Linked DNA regions of Homo sapiens: region 1 is linked to region 2. The links are chromatin contacts, found by Hi-C or POLR2A ChIA-PET in ENCODE. All regions are on one chromosome and are shown on one strand. Each heading gives the region's core, a stretch centred on a gene start or an enhancer-like site at or near the end of the contact. The rest is flanking DNA. Distances are from core to core; before and after follow the strand shown.

Evidence for each region. Hi-C counts contacts between places; a loop is a spot of excess contacts on that map. ChIA-PET counts read pairs that join two places held with the same protein, here RNA polymerase II (POLR2A). Pooled maps may share reads with other maps.
Region 1: a map of CD8-positive, alpha-beta T cell shows a loop between it and region 2 (35-fold over the local background). The contact joins the promoter of ZNF140 here to the promoter of CHFR in region 2. A Hi-C loop is called at or near these places in 13 of 168 maps with a recorded cell type or tissue (CD14-positive monocyte, CD4-positive, alpha-beta memory T cell, CD8-positive, alpha-beta T cell and 8 more), 31 of 37 single-sample maps with no recorded cell type and 31 of 50 pooled maps. POLR2A ChIA-PET finds 5 or more read pairs at or near these places in 6 of 52 experiments (A549, AG04450, B cell and 3 more).

What each region holds. Positions count from the first base shown.
Region 1 is chr12:133,077,976-133,082,672 of GRCh38, forward strand. It overlaps ZNF140 (zinc finger protein 140), which reads left to right and starts at 2,948. Exons shown (of 5, transcript NM_003440.4): 1 at 2,948-3,097; 2 at 3,298-3,354. The coding sequence starts at 3,346. RefSeq lists enhancers at 1,977-2,666, 2,737-2,936.
Region 2 is chr12:132,885,272-132,889,958 of GRCh38, forward strand. It overlaps CHFR (checkpoint with forkhead and ring finger domains), which reads right to left and starts at 2,334. Exons shown (of 18, transcript NM_001161346.2): 1 at 2,276-2,334; 2 at 1,925-2,069. The coding sequence starts at 2,057. It overlaps CHFR-DT (CHFR divergent transcript), which reads left to right and starts at 2,571. Exons shown (of 2, transcript NR_110919.1): 1 at 2,571-2,661; 2 at 2,849-3,300. RefSeq lists a silencer at 2,191-2,310 and enhancers at 2,381-2,790, 3,127-3,929, 3,930-4,687.

The sequences.
Region 1 (4,697 bases), core at 1,698-4,197, 190 kb after region 2:
ACCAGGCCAGTGAATTTCCTCTTTTTTTGCCCTCTTCCATTTTGTATAATGGGCTTTTTCTTTTTTGTCTCTCTTTTTCATAAACTGTTCTCTCGATCTGGAACAATACTCCTTTGATTCAGTGGGTTGACTCTTCCCTAACCTCGTATTTCAGCATACAGTTGGTGCTCTTCAAGCACAGGGATGTGACTGGCTTGCTTCCCCAAAACCTCTCCTACGTGCCCAGGACAGTGCCCCACACAATGCTGGGAGTAGAGGCGCCCCCAGGTCACTGGGCGTCCAGCCCCTGTAGGTGCAATCCAGCGCCTCTTTCCAGAAGGCTTCTGGGGGAGGGCTCGAGCTGGAGCACATGAAAAACCAGGGCCGCTCCAGCGTTCCTTCTCAGGTAACATGAGACTGCTCAGAGACTGCTCGAGGCTGGGGGAATCCCAGAGGGAGAAGCCATGGCTGTGCCGGTACCAAGTAGAGACTGGGCCGCTCCATAAGGCCACGAGGGACTCGGAGTCACATCCTCTGAGACCACTGTTTCAAGGTGACCTGGGAGCGTTGCAAGGATTCTGGTTATTACAGTTATACGAAGCCAAAGCATCAGGGGTGCTTGAATCAGAGCAACTCCATCTTGTTTTTTATTTTATTTGTTGTTGTTGTTTTGCTCTTTTTTTTTTTTTGACACAGTCTCGCTCTTTCGCCCAGGCTGGAGTGCAATAGCGCGATCTCAGCTCACTACAACCTTCGCCTCCCAGGTTCAAGCAATTCTCCTGTCTCAGCCTCCGGAGTAGCTGGGATTATAGGCGTGCACCACCACGCCCAGCTAGTTTTTGTATTTTTAGTAGAGATGGGGTTTCACCATGTTTGTCAGGCTGGTCTCAAACTTCTGACCTTGTGATTCGCTGGCCACAGTCTCCCAAAGTGCTGGGATTACATGCGTGAGCCACCACGCCCGGCCTGTATTTTTTTTTTATTTTTATTTTTTGAGATGGAGCCTCACTCTGTCGCCCAGGCTGGAGTGCAGTAGCGCCAACTTGGCTCACTGCAAGCTCCACCTCCCAGGTTCAAGTGATTCTCCTGCCTCAGCTTCCCAAGTAGCTGGGAATACAGGCACCCACCACCATGCCCAGGTAATTTTTGTATTTTTAGTAGAGACGAGGTTACACTCTGGCCTGTTGGCCAGGCTGATTGCAAACTCCTGACCTCAGGTGATCTGCCCGCCTTAGCCTCCCAAAGTGCTGGGATTACAGGCATGAGCCACAGCACCCGGCAACTCCATCTTAAATAAGAACTGGGTAAAATAAGGCTGAGGCATACTGGGCTGCGTTCCAAGACCGTTAGGCATTCTAACTCACAGTATGAGACAGCAGGTCAGCATGAGACACAGGTCATAAAGACCTTGCTGATAAAAGTTTACAGTAAAGAAGCCGGCTAAAACCCACCAAAACCAAGATGGCAATGAGAGTGACTTCTGGCTGTCCTCATTGCTACGTCTTCCACTGTCAGAGGCGGTTGAACCAGGGCAACTCTATCTTGAGTAGGGGCTGGTTAAAATAAGGCTGAGACCTGCTGGGCAGCATTCCCTGGAGGTTAAGGCATTCGTAGTCACAGGATGAGACATGAGGCTGGCACAAGATACAGGTCATAAAGACCTTGCTGATAAAACAGGTTGCAGTAAAGAAGCCGACTAAAACCGAGATAGCGATGAGAACGACCTGATTGTCCTCACTGCCCACCAGTGGCTATGGCAACGTCAGGAAGTTACCCTATATGGTCTAAAAAGAGGATGCATGAATAATCCACCCCTTGTTTAGCATATCATCAAGAAATAACCACAAAAATGCGCAACCAGCAGCCCTCGGGGCTGCCCTGCCTATGGATTAGCCATTCTTTATTCCTTTACTTTCCTAATAAACTTGCTTTCACCTTATGGATTCGCCTCAAATTCTTTCTTGTGCAAGATCCAAGAACCCTCTCTTAGAGTCTGAGATCCGGACCCCTTTCCAGTAGCAAAAGGTCTTAGACTGAAGTACTGACTCCACAGTCGTTGTTAAGAATCCTAGTTGTTTAATAGAGGCGGTCTTGGGCTCTTGCTGGGCCGCGGTGTGTTCTGGGAAGTGTAGTCACCTGAGTCTCCAGTTCCTTGTCTCTGGGCCGTGTGTGCACGCCAGCGAAGCACTGTGGGAGTCGTAGTAGGGGAGGAAAACCCTATACCCTCTGGCGTGCGGCGCAGGAGTTTGGGGGAATGTAGTCGCCAGAGCTCTGCGTTGTCTTCCGGCTTTGGGCGTGGCCACGATGCACTCTGGGAGTCGTAGTAGGGGAAGAACGTCCTCCGCTCTTTTGCGCACGGTCGCTAGAGGTTCTGGGAAGTGTAGTTGCCTGAAGCTCGTGTTCTTTGTCTTTCGATGATGTGCGCTTGGCCTCAAAGCACCCTGGGAGTTGCAGTGGGGCGGGGAAAGCCATATGCTCTCTCGCGCGGGGTCGCGGTTGTTTCTGGGAAGTGTGGTGGCCTGAGTTCCACGTTCTTCGTTTCTCCGCTAGTTGTGCGCTTGGCCGCGAGACACTCTGGCAGTTATAGGAACACAAAGGTCTGTGTACTCTTCCGCGGGGGGCCGCGGTTATTTCTGGGAAATGTAGTTGCCTAGGACCCGGGTTCTTTGTTTCTCGGCTCTGGGCGTGGGAGGATAGCCCCTATGCTCTGGCGCACCGGGCCGCGATGGCTCTGGGAATTGTAGTTGTCGCAGGCCCTCGTTCTTTGTCTCCTGGCGTTCTGGGCACGGCAGCGAGGCGCTCTGGGAGTTCCAGTAGGAACGAAAAGCCCTTGCGCGCAGGGCCGCATTGGTTTCTGGGAATTGTAGTTTCTTGAGGCCGGCGGCCTGGTTGGGGTGACGTCGGCGAGGCTTCTGAAGACGCAATTCCTGCGACGCCCGCGGAGGGGCCCTGGGGGGCGGCGCCGAGCGTCTGGCCTGTGTTGGCTGTAGGCAACGAAAGGAGCCCTCCCGGTCTGCGCCGGATGGCCCCGGGCGGTGACTCGGTCCGGAGCCCTGGAACGCTACGCCCACCTGGCGGAAAGCACCACGGAAACGCATCCTTCTGTGGCCACTGTTAGGTGAGGGGGTTCTGGGGAGGCGCGCCGTGGCAGGAAGAGAAAGCCGGCGCCAGTGGTCCAAGCGCGATCTCTCAGGGCGCCCTGCTCTCTACGTGGGAGGCGCGGAGCGGGGGCCACGGGAATCCCCAGTGCGGGAATCTAGTGACTTGGGCGCGGCCTAGCTGGCCTGTTCGCTCAGGGCTCCTTTCTCTCTCTGCCAGGTCTGCCATTTTACACTTTTCTGATCTCCTCCTTCCCTTCTGTGAGCTATGTCTCAGGTAAGCTAATGATTGATAAATATATATATATATATATATATAAATTTTTATTTTTTTTTTAAGAGAGAGACAGGGTCTCCTCCTGTCGCCCAGGCAGTGGAGCGATCATAGCATCCTGTAACCTCAAACTCTTGGCCTCAAGTGAGCCAACCCACTTGGCCTGTTTCCGCTTTTCTTTGTGAAGTGCAGCCGTGTTTTTCAGGACTTGGGACGTGGCTTTCTTTCTCCTACAACCACCTGCCTGGCAGAACCCCAGGACCCTGTCCCTTGTTCCTCCTTTTCAGGTGCTTATACTTAAGTATACATGAAGAGAGTGACAGGAAGCTATCCAGATGTGGGCGGGGTTTCTGACCTGGCTGGCATGTTTTAGGGTGAGAGGGTAGGGTGCCAGCTGTTACATCGCCTCCTCTTTCCCACAGTGTTAGAATGAGGAGTGCTTTACGTTACTCCAGCGCCCCTTTATTCATTTATTCAATATGTTTTTACTGAACCTCTACTTTCAGTGGTTCCCACAGTGTGATCCTTGGACCAGCAGTATCAGCATCATCTGAGAACGTATTAGAAATGAATATTCTTGAGTCCTACCCCAGACCTTCTGAATCAGAAACTGAGAATTTGGCCCAGCAGTCTAACAGTCCTTCCAAGTGATTCTAATGTGCAACTCATTCTAAGTCTTGAGGATGCAGAAGTGACCAAAACAAAATCTCCGAATCCTCAGAGCTCATTTTTCAGACATGACATAAGGAACACATTTTTATTTTGATTTGGCCTAAGGGCTTGGCTGGTAATTGTGCTTCACAGCAGTGGGGATAACAGGGTCAACTATTCAAAATGAGTCCCTCATTTCAGTTCCACTTCTTTATCCTACTTTTTGTCATACTTCTCTCCAAATTCAGAGGTTCTCTGAGTTTTGCTGGGGAATCCAATTTCCACCTCTGCTGCAGATCTTGCTGTGTAGGAAACAGCTGCTTTATTAGTCAACAGTCTTTAATCACTTTTTTATTAAACTTCAAAACTGTAAATTATAACTGCCATCCATCTGGGACTGCTACTAGTTTGAGACATTTTAAATTCCCATTCATGCCTTATAGATCAATGTGGATCACTCAAGTGGTGCAAAACCAGGCTGCAAAGCAAGGGCTTATATATTATTCCCCCTAACTCTGAGGGAAAGTGCTTTAGGTTCTGTCCTGGGAGGTATTACATTCTCTTCTTGCGGAATCAAGATTCTTTATTGCTTATCCTCCTTGTTCTGTGACATTGCTAAAATTACCACTAAGTTTCACAGGTATTTCTTTAGGATTAGGGATAACTGTGACAAACTTGAGACTGTATGCCCCATT
Region 2 (4,687 bases), core at 1,084-3,583:
GTGGTGGTGGGCGCCTGTAGTCCCAGCTACTCGGGAGGCTGAGGCAGAAGAATGGCAAGAACCCGGGAGGTGGAGCTTGCAGTGGGCCGAGATCGCGCCACTGCACTCCAGCCTGGGTGATAGAGTGAGACTCTGTCTCAAAAAATATATAAATAAATAAATAAATAAATAAATAAATAAATAAATTTCTGTTGCTTAAGCCACCCAGAATGTAGTATTTTGCTATGGTAGTATGAACAAACTAATACAATAATCTTAAAGTTTTTGCTGGCAACATTATTTATAAATTCACTAAAATCGTTCCTATTAAAAGATAAACTCAACGACATATTTTCTCTCCTTGTCTTAACATGTAATGTCCTACCATGTAATAACATGTATAACATGTTACAATAACAATGGCTAATGCTAAGTGCTAACGCTAAAGTTCCTTCTAAGCAGTCCGTGTATGATCTCATTAACTCCTCAGAGCAAATCTATGAAGTAGGTACATAGGCGCAGAAAGATGTCGTTAGCCCAGAGTAATGTGTTGACAGATTGGAAACCCACATAATTTGTCTCTAGGGCCTCTGCTCTTCACCAAACCTCCTAGTCTATCAAGTAAAGACAAAGGGAAAAATCTTCAAATACTTCCTCTTGTCTTAAAGGGATAATTTTGATATGTTATGATGATATCTAAATACTTTCAAAGTTGTAAAATAAACTTTGACTTGATACTGGAATGTAAGACTACCAAAACACCCCAAAAAACAAAACCAGGTCAGACACAGTGGTTCACACCTGTAATCCCAGCACTTTCGGAGGCCGAAGCAGGTGAATCACTTTAGTTCAGTTGTTCAAGACCAGCCTGGGCAATATGGCGAAAGCTCATCTCTACTAAAAATACAAAAATTAGCCAGGCATGGTGGCGCACGCCTGTAGTCCCAGCTACTCCGAGGCTGAGGCGGGAGAATCACTTGAACCGGGAGGCAGAGGGTGCAGTGAGCTGAGATCACACCACTGCACCCCAGTCTGGGCCACAGAGCAAGACTCTTATCTCAAAAAAACAAACAAAAAAACAAAAAAAACCAGGTGCAAGCACATTATAAGGGGTGAAATTAACCAAAAAAAAAAAAAAAATTGCTTCCAAACAGCAAATATTTCCCATCCTCGCTCCTTTTTAGAGTATAATGTCGGAGCTAATTCATTAATTTTCAGACAAACTAAACATTTTTGTTGACAGGACCAGCGCATTTCTCTCCCCATACAAAGGCTTCAGAGGAAATCAAACAACCAGATGGTCACTTGGGAGACTGGAGGCAGTGAATGTGGAGGCTGAGGGAACTTTCTCTCACCCGTTGTATGACTTTGTTCAAGTTTTTAGCTTTCCAGGTTTATTAAATAAATAAATATTCTAGGGGCTGGGACTTGAGATCTTTTTTAATATAAGCACTACAGCTATAAATTTCCCTCTGAGTACTGCCTTGGCTGCATCCTAAATACCTTTTGGTGTATTCTATTTTTGTTTCATTTGTCTCAAAACAAGGTCCCCGTTGTAAAGACTTATTTGACCCACCGGTTGCTTTAAGAGTGTGGTGTTTCATGTCCACATATCTGTGAATTTTCCACTTTTCCTTCTATTATTTTTAATTTCGTTCCATTACAGTCAGAAAAGATACTCTGTACGGCAACGAACGTGACAATATTGCATTCTGGAGAGTATATGAACACAACTAACTTATACAGTTGTAACGAAGGCTAAATGATGTGCGTGAATCATGCGCAAGAATCGGTGGGCAGAACACCGAATAAATACCAGTTCTTACATGACATTTCACTCCACGGAAAAATCTGGAGCGCACACTGCACCGCCGCCCGTGTGGCCTGCCCGCAACCCGGTGGCTCTGCCCGGCCCCGGCCCCCGGCCCCGGCCTCAGCCCCGCACCTCGTCTCCGCCCGATGGTCCACTCCCGCTTCCTCAGGAGGACGTGCGGCTCGCCCTCCTCCGCGCCCAGACGCAGGAGCCGTCCCCAGGGCTGCGGCGGCGGCGACTGCTTGCCTTCCTCGGGCCGCTCCATCGGGATTCACATCTGCGGAGACCCCGGAAACGCCCATGGAGACTCCCGACCCCAGAGGCCGAGACTCGGCGCCCGCCCCACCCCGCGGGCCCCGGCCCGGCCGCCCGCGCCCACGCAGCCCCGCAGCCCGGCCTGGACGCCGGCGGGCGCCCCCTCCCACGGCCGCAACCAGGTCCCCCTTCGCCGCCCGCCGCAGCCCCCTCGCCAGCCGCGCTTACCCCCGCCCCGCGCCGAACCCGGAACCGGCTGCGCCGCCGCCGCTGTCAAGAGACATTGCGGCTCCCTCAGCTGATCCGCGGGGCGGGGCCAGAGGCCTCTGCGCCCCGCGATTGGCTGGCGGCGGCGCTCACCAAGAGCGGCAGCTAAAGCGGAGCCGGGAGTGGCCCGCGAGAGTAGGCGCGTGGAGGGCGCTCGGCCATCTTTGATCCTGACCAGGCGACTTCGTCGCCTGCGGATCACGGAAGTGGCTGCGGTCGGCGCCATGTTATGTTGGGGCAGAAGGGACGGGGAACTTCCGGATTGGAAGCCCCAAGGATTCTGAGAGCCCCGCTAATCTGGGGATGACTCCTAGGAGTAGAAGACGGTCCATCTTAGTTGTCACGAGGTAGTGCACGTGGGGACCCTTTCGGGTACAGTTGCACACAGTGGATCACACAGATCCGAAGTCTGAGGCACAGGGCGCGGTCCGCGAGTGGGAGCGGCTGCTTGTGGGCAGGGTGGACGCGGGGCCACGTCTTGGCCGGCGTTTTGCGGGGTCTTCCTGTTCTGAACGCGCGTAACTTTTGCCTCAGTATCTCACTTCTTGGAATCCGGCGGCGTTCACGTGTGTGCTCCAGAGAAGGGCGCCAGAGGGTATTCCCTGAAAGTGAAAGGTCGGCGAAAGAGGAGTAAAGACGGCGAGACGCGTCCACGCAGGGGGAGTCTGTGCGGTTTGGAGGAACGCGCCAATGTCTGCACTCATGAGGAGCCCCCAAGGGCGGTTTTAAGAGGGTGAAGCAGGACCGGGCGCAGTGACTTACGCCTGTAATCTAAGTGCTTTGGAAGGCCTAGGCAGGAGGATCTCGAGCCCAGGAGTTCGAGATTAGCCTGAGACCTCATCGCTACCAAAATAAATAAAGTAGGCATCCATTTGTGTAAAACAAACCATATATACACACATATATACATATATAAACATTTGTATATATAGGTATAGGCATAGTTATCTATACCTTGTAAACCAAAAATAAAATTGTAAGCCTCCCCAACCAACTGAATGAACTGAGTCTCTCAACGCCAAAGTTAATCTGAAAAACCAGTTCAGTCCCTGATGGGAAGCAGGGTTTGGATATGTCCCATTATACTGTCCTCCCTTTGGAATTCAGGTATAACTGACCAGCGTCGACGTTAAAACAGACAACTTAAGGCTGACCAAACGGTCTGTAGCATTAAGATACATCACATGACAAATAGCAGGCCCTGGAAGAAAACGAAGTATTTTACCCTGACATGTATTTATTTAACATAGTTTTACGTAGCCCTGCAAAACTGTCTCCTGGGGGAAATCTACTTTGTAGAGAATCTCCTTCCTTTTCCACATCTTTTCCTGATCCAGGAGAGAATGTAAGACTCTGGCACCTTTTTAACTCTGATAAGAAAAGTTTACCATCTATTCTCTCTGAAGCCTGCTGCCTGGAGCGGCATCTGCATTAGAATGGCCAGAGTGGTGGTGCTCAAGCCTGTAATCCTAGCACTTTGGGAGGCCGAGGTGGGTGGATCGCTTGAGCCCAGGAATTCAGACCATCCTGGGCAACATGGGGAGACCCCGTCTTAGCTGGACATGATGACAGCACATGCCTATAGTCCCAGCTATTCAGGAGGCTGAGGTGGGCAGATTCCTTGAGCCCGGGAGGACAAGGCTGCGGTAAACCACAGTCTGTGCCACTGCAATCCAGCCTGGGCAACAGAGACCCTGTCAAAAAAAAAATAACAAAATAGAAACTTTGTCTCCCTTAGCTTAACCCAGACAATCCTTTCTATTGATTCCAGGTCTTTAGATAATAACAACTCTTTCAACCAAGTGCCAATCAGAAAATCTTTGAATCCATCTATGAACTTTCTCCCTAAAAGGTGTAAAACCGGCTGGGCGCAGTGGCTCACGTCTGTAATCCCAGCAGTTTGGGAGGCTGAGGCAGGTGGATCATGTCAGGCCTCTGAACCTAAGCTAAGCCATCGCATCCCCTGTGACCTGCATGTATATATATGCCTAGATGGCCTGAAGTAACTGAAGAATCACAAAAGAAGTGAAAATGGCCTGTTCCTGCCTTAGCTGATGACATTCCACTACAAAAGAAGTGAAAATGGCCGGTCCTTGCCTTAACTGATGACATTACCTTGTGAAATTCCTTCTCCTGGCTCATCCTGGCTCAAAAAGCTCCCTCATTGAGCACCTTGTGACCCCCACCCCTGCCCACCAGAGAACAACCCCCCTTTGACTGTAATTTTCGTTTACCTACTTAAATCTTATAAAACGGCCCCACTACCCCTATCTGCCCTTTGCTGACTCTCTTTTCGGACTCAGCCCGCCTACACCCAGGTGAGTAAAAAACTTTATTGCTCACACAAAGCCTGTTTGATCGTCTCTTCACATG